Linked DNA regions of Mus musculus: region 1 is linked to region 2. A link is a loop called in an ENCODE intact Hi-C map of the cell type or tissue named here. Cell type or tissue: left cerebral cortex. All regions are shown on one strand. Each heading gives the region's core, and the rest is flanking DNA. Links, peaks and the distances in the headings are about the cores only. Region 1 overlaps Sez6l (seizure related 6 homolog like). Region 2 overlaps Myo18b (myosin XVIIIb).

Region 1 (2,913 bases), core at 211-2,710, 400 kb before region 2:
TGTTTGTTTTTGAGACAAGGTCTCACTATGTAACCCTGGCTGTCCTGGAACTCACTGTGTAGACCAGGCTAGCCTTGAACTTATAGATGTTCATCTGCCTCTGCCTCCCAAGTGATGCTGACATATGCTGTCTTAGTTAGGATTTTACTGCTGTGAAGAGACACCATGACCAAGGCAACTCTTAGAGGGGAAACATTTAATTGGGGCTGGCTTACAGGTTCAGAGGTTCAGTTCATTATCATCAAGGTGGGAACATGGAAGAGTCCAGGCAGGCACAGTGCATGAGGAGCTGAGAGTTCTACATCTTCATCTGAAGGCTGCTAGTGGAAGACTGGCTTCTAGGCGGCTAGGATGAGAGTCTTAAAGCCCACGTCCACACCTACTCCAACAAGACCACACCTCCTCCAACAAGATCACATCCATTTCCACAAGGCCATGCCTCCTCCAACAGGGCCACACGTACTCCAACAAGACTACACCCACTCCAACAGGGCCACACCTACTCCAACAAGGCTACACCCAGTCCAACAGGGCCACACCTACTCCAACAAGGCCACACCCACTCCAACAAGGCCACACCCACTTCAACAAGACCACACCCACTCCAACAAGGCCACACCCTCTAATACTGTCACTGCCTGGGCCAAGCATATACAAACCATAGCATATGCTGACCTCCTCAAACCTATTGAGCCCTTTCACCCACCAGCCTTTTCACAGGATAGCTCACTGGCAGGGAAAACCGACACCTTTGACCTTCACTTTGGTACCTCCCACTCAGTTTCCAACAGCCTGGCTCCCTGGGGACACTTTCCCTGGTCTCTGGCCTACCATCACCTCTTGTCCCTGAGTCCCTGAGTGTCAGGGTTTCTCTTGTCCCTACCTGCTCTGTGGCACTACCCCTATGACCCCTCTCTGGCACTCTCTGCCCTCCTCACCCCCGCCATGTTTTCTCATCTGGTCACATATTGGGGGGTTTGAATAAGAATGGTAGCCCCCTCGCCCCACCCCCATCCCACCCCCTGCACGAAGTGGAACTGTTGGGGGAAGGGTTAGGAGGTGTGACCTTGTTGAAGGAAGTTAGTTCCTGGGATGGGATTTGTAGTTTCAAAAGCCTGTGCCAGGCGCTCTGTCTCTGTCTCTGTCTCTGTCTCTGTCTCTGTCTCTGTCTCTGTCTCTGTCTCTCTGTCTCTGTCTCTGTCTCTGTCTCTGTCTCTGTCTCTGTCTCTGTCTCTCTCTCTCTCCTTCCTGTCTGTGGACCATGATATAAAGCACCTGTGTGCTTTTTACTCATGGACTCACCCTCTGAAACTCTAAGCAAACCCCCAATGAAATGCTTTTATTTATTTTTTATTACTTTGTTTTTTAAAGAAGAGTTTCCATAGTTACAATGTTTCTTTACAGCCACAAGCAGTAACTAAGACGCCATCCTGTACCAGGGCAGAGACTCGGAGAGAGCAGGACCCTCACAGCTCGTATCATAGGCGCAGAACCTGGTAACAGTGGACGTTTGTGGATGCTGGCAGGATCCTCGAAGGATGTCAGATCCACTAGCCAAGGATCCCCCCTGTCTGTCCTTGAAGTCCAGGTTTCCTCTTGCTGGCCTGTACTGTCTACTTCTTTCCACCAGAGGGCACCAGGCCACCTTAGTTGGAGGCTGTCACCAACTTTTTGAGGTCATGTTGACTAAGCTCAACCAACAAAACAGAACAGCAGCAGCTAAGCCCAAAGTCAAAGCAACAAAAGAAACAAGGGATGAGAGAGACCTCATCATTACGAAGAGGCCATGTGAAAAAATAAACCAAAACCAAAACCAAACAAACCCCCACAGAACCGGGGAAGAGGCCTACAAATCATATCTCATGAAGGTTTTGATCCATCATATGTAAAGAGCACTTATAGTACAGCAACAACCCAGTAACCTCTTGAGCAATGGCCAAAGGGATTAAAGAGCCTTTTCAGAGATGGCATACTGTCAGCTACAAGAAGCATTGAGAAAGATGTGACAGCAGTGCTTATCATGGAAACATGAGAACGTGGTGAGTCTGTAGGCCTACTGTGCTGATTGTAGAAAGCAGTGCATTGGTGAGCGTTGGAAGGAAGAGAACTGCCGTGTGCCACCAGTGGCAGGTGAAATGGCATGGTGTGGTTTCTGTGGGAAGTGTGGGTTTGTAGAGGTTACACTACACGACCTGGCAACACTGTTCTGAAGATCATATTTAAGAGAAATGGAAACTAATTTCTATGTTCAGAGCAGGGCAGTTACTTAGGTAAAAAGTGGAAATAATTCCAAAGTTCAATGTTGGATGGATGGGTAAACAAAACAGAGCATAATGTTCACAACGAAATATTACACAGCCATGAAAAAGAACAGCTTATACATGTTGCACTGCAGGGAGAGCTTGGAAACCCCGTGGCGAGTGGGAAAAGCTGCATGTCTGCTACCCGCGTGAGAGCTCACAACTGGCAGATCACAGAGAAGAAAGCTTAGCATCCAGGATATACAACAGCCACCACCAAGTCAGCTGCTGAGTGACTGCTAGAGAGCAAGGTTCTCACTGGGCAGAACACTGCTGTGTGGTATGTGTCCTCAGGAGCCAATTTCATACCCTGGGCACTGTATGACAGCACAGCCTGGAGGGCAAAGGCCTTACCCAAGGTTACACCCTATGCCCTAGGGCACTGGTTCTCAACCTTTTCACAAGGGTTGTAGGTCACATATCCCACATATCAGATTCGTAACAGTAGCAGTTTAATTACAGTTAAAACTAGCAATGGAATGATTTTACGGTTTGGGGTCAGCACAGCGTGAGGTCTAACCAGTGCCTTAGAGGGTGCTGGCCTACCCTCGCCCTGCCCGGCTGGCAAGCACTCATGGTACCTGAGCAGACAGGCTCCTGGCTGCTCCAGTGC
Region 2 (2,913 bases), core at 99-2,598:
CCTAAGACGGGGAGGAACCGGACACACACCCAGAAGGTCCTCCTCATAGCTCAGACCTGTAGTTTGGGGAACCAGGACTAGAGTGGCTTCACCTCACCTTTTATCCCAAACCACTTGGAACCAGTGCTAGGTAAGCTCTTAAAGTGGGAGCCACGGGACAAGGCCTGCCTTCCTGGAGGTAGCCTCAGAGCCTGGAGCATCCAAAGATCCTAGGGTCTGAGCCTGGAGCTGCAGTTACCCTGAAGACTTGTGTCCTGGCCCACGCTGTGAAGAAAACGGATGCTGCAGACCTGACACCCGTGGGCACCCCCAGCCTTACAAGTGATGCCTTGGACCTCTTTGCAGAGTGCACAGCTGCACCCCACATCCACATGTGTGCTCATATGACCCTTCAACATGTTCCAACCCCAAGAGACATGTCCTTCACTGTGTCCTGACCATACTCAAGCTGTTCCTAGTCCCAGGCCAATGTGGGTCAGATGGCTGTTTGGGGACCAGAAGCTGACTGGGCCAAGATGGCTTCCTATGAGACTTGAGAGGCAGGAAGACTTGGAGACGGAAGGAGATTAGAGCTCAGTGGCCCTCACAGGGAGAGCCAGGGTGGCATCACTCAGGGCCCTCCCTGTGCCTGTGTTTGCAGGTGCATTTGATCAATCTACAATACCCAGTCTGAGAAGAGAGACCCGGAGTGGACATTACTCCATGGGTCTCAGTGTGGCTTCACAGCCCTAAGTGACAGATGAGGGCCACTGTTAGGGACTATCTACCCATCTGCCTGCACTTTCCTCCATGCCCCTGTCTATCTGTCTGCAGCCCAGGGTCCTGTGAGTCTGTCCCTACACAAGTCACACCCAGGACCTGTGACACGTGCCCCGCCCCCACTGGCTTCTTCCAGCCCCATCCTTGCCCACAGGTGTCCAGTCCATTTCAGCCACCGTGGGCTTTACCATCAGTGGCCTCTCCTGTCTCCCCTCCCTGGAAGCCCACAGGGCAGCAGGGTTGGCGTTTCCTCAGAGCCCACTAGTCACCAGCAAACAGCTTCGAGGGACAGAGGACACCGGTGTAGTCCATGACTCTCCACCAGGTGGCGCCATGAACCTTTGCTTTCATTACTAATCCCAATCATAAATGCCCTTTCTTCCGTTCAAGAGATAATAAATAAATACCAGGGTGAACAGAGCTTCTATCTCCACATGAAGGTGGATGTATGAGACTTCAGAGAATCTAGCTAACGTTAGGAGCTCAGAGAAGCTGCAGCTTGAACTTTGTCCCAGCTCCTCTGCGTGTCCATGAAATGGCTTTCCAGGTGGGTGTCATGGCTAGTTTAAAGTGTCACACCTTGGCTTTGAACCAGAGCTCACCATCCCCCTCTAGGGAGCATGGGGTCACTGGTGCTTGCCAAATCCAAGATTCCCATCATGAGCATAGCTGAGGGTTTCCGGGGTGCTGACAGTCAGTTCTCCCCTATAATACCCAGGCGAGGGGCCTTCCACTTGTCTCTGCCCCCGACCATTGCCCCACCTCACCTTCCCTGAAGAGGGCACTGTGGTCGTCTGTGGCTGCAGGGTGATCAGATCAGGCCCCGAGCAGGTGTATGGCAGCTGAGCCCGGTAGCGCTGTAGAAGCGTGTTCATGACGCTTGACTCGTTGACGCTGACCAGAGAAGCCAGGTCCTCAGCTTGGTCCAGCTCAGAGGGGTTGGCCTAAAGAACTCACAAAGGATCTCCTCTGGATTCCTTGGCCCCTACCCCACCAGCACCAGCACACATACACAGATATGTGCATGGACAAATGCTTGCATACACACCCTCATGCATACATGTGCCCCACACACTGCTTGGTCTTGTCATGTAAAGGGCATGTGACAAAGACCAGTGCACAAAGGGAAGTGACAGGCTCTCTCCTTGGCCTGTCTATCTCCTTTGCTTTGTCTCCACATCCTGGGTGCACTGCTCTGTGAGGCTGCTGTCTCCAAGACAGGTCAAGTAAAACCCCAAGTGTACCATGCTTGGCTTGCTGAGGGTACATGCCTCTTCACATCATCTGCTTTTTAAGTCCTGGAGAGGAACACTCGACGTGCCCTGTGACACCCAGGGGTGGAAGCCAGTGGCCAACCACCTCCTTTACCAAAGCTCACTGTGCCTTGGTCCCTTAGAGGTATGCACAGCCCCCTAAGGGAAAGGTTGATGCCCAAAATATGCACCATTGGAATCTATGCTTCAATGGCAACCTGCCCATTTAGCTGAGTTCCCTAGCTCCCAGGGTGAAAACAGAAACACGTCTATGGAAAGGTTTTCACAAAATGAAAAGTAATCTCCTGCTCAGATCAGTCAGAGCCACGGCAACAGGAGCCAGCAGGCTTGTCTTCACAAAGAGCTAAAAGATACAGTGAACGATCCCATGATGGAGCCCCATCAGCAGAGCCCTGAGTACCATGGGGGGTGGGGACAGAGAGGACAGAGCAGTGGTGGGGAGGAGGGGACACTCACCGGGTGGACCTGCTCCTCATCCACTTCGATGACAGTCCTGTCTGCATCGATGCAGAGCCGCACCCTTCCAGCAGGCGGGTCAGCTGTTCCCTCATCTGGTTTAAGCACCGTTGCTGCATGGACAGCCAGAGACAGGAGGGGAAAGAAAGGTGGGTAGGAGGGCAGGGGCAGGGAGGGGAAAGGAGAGGAGGGAATAGAAAGGGAGGGGAGGGAGAGGAGGGGAGGGGAGGGGAAGGGAGGGGAGGAGGGTTAGGAGAGAAGGGGAAGGGAGGGGAGAGAGTGAAGGGGAGAGGGGGAGAAGAGAGGGGAGGGGAAGGGAAGGGAGGGGAGGGGAAAAGGAGAAGGGAGGGGAGAGGAGGGGGAGGGAGAGAAGGAGGAGGGGAAGACAAGAGAGGGGAGGGGAGAAGAAAGGAAGAGAAGGGAG

Evidence for each region. A loop is a pair of places that touch in the nucleus more often than their neighbours do. Peaks named below come from ENCODE experiments on the same cell type or tissue, not always from the same donor. Only the 100,000 strongest peaks of a DNase experiment are listed, where the experiment ranks them.
Region 1: it touches region 2 in a loop (3-fold over the local background); 10 of 42 quality-filtered maps call a loop at or near these places.

What each region holds. Positions count from the first base shown.
Region 1 is chr5:112,468,716-112,471,628 of GRCm38, forward strand. It overlaps Sez6l (seizure related 6 homolog like), which reads right to left. Exons shown (of 17, transcript NM_001253916.1): 5 at 2,882-2,913. Among named protein-coding and RNA genes, the nearest start is that of Gm42160, 6.7 kb to the right of the region's middle. In left cerebral cortex, for the core only: a CTCF peak has its summit at 1,627 (motif pointing right); a DNase peak (open chromatin) is centred at 1,649.
Region 2 is chr5:112,869,895-112,872,807 of GRCm38, forward strand. Myo18b (myosin XVIIIb) reads right to left here. Exons shown (of 44, transcript NM_028901.2): 6 at 2,490-2,602; 7 at 1,527-1,703. Among named protein-coding and RNA genes, the nearest start is that of Myo18b, 25 kb to the right of the region's middle. In left cerebral cortex, for the core only: a CTCF peak has its summit at 1,077 (motif pointing right); a DNase peak (open chromatin) is centred at 1,083.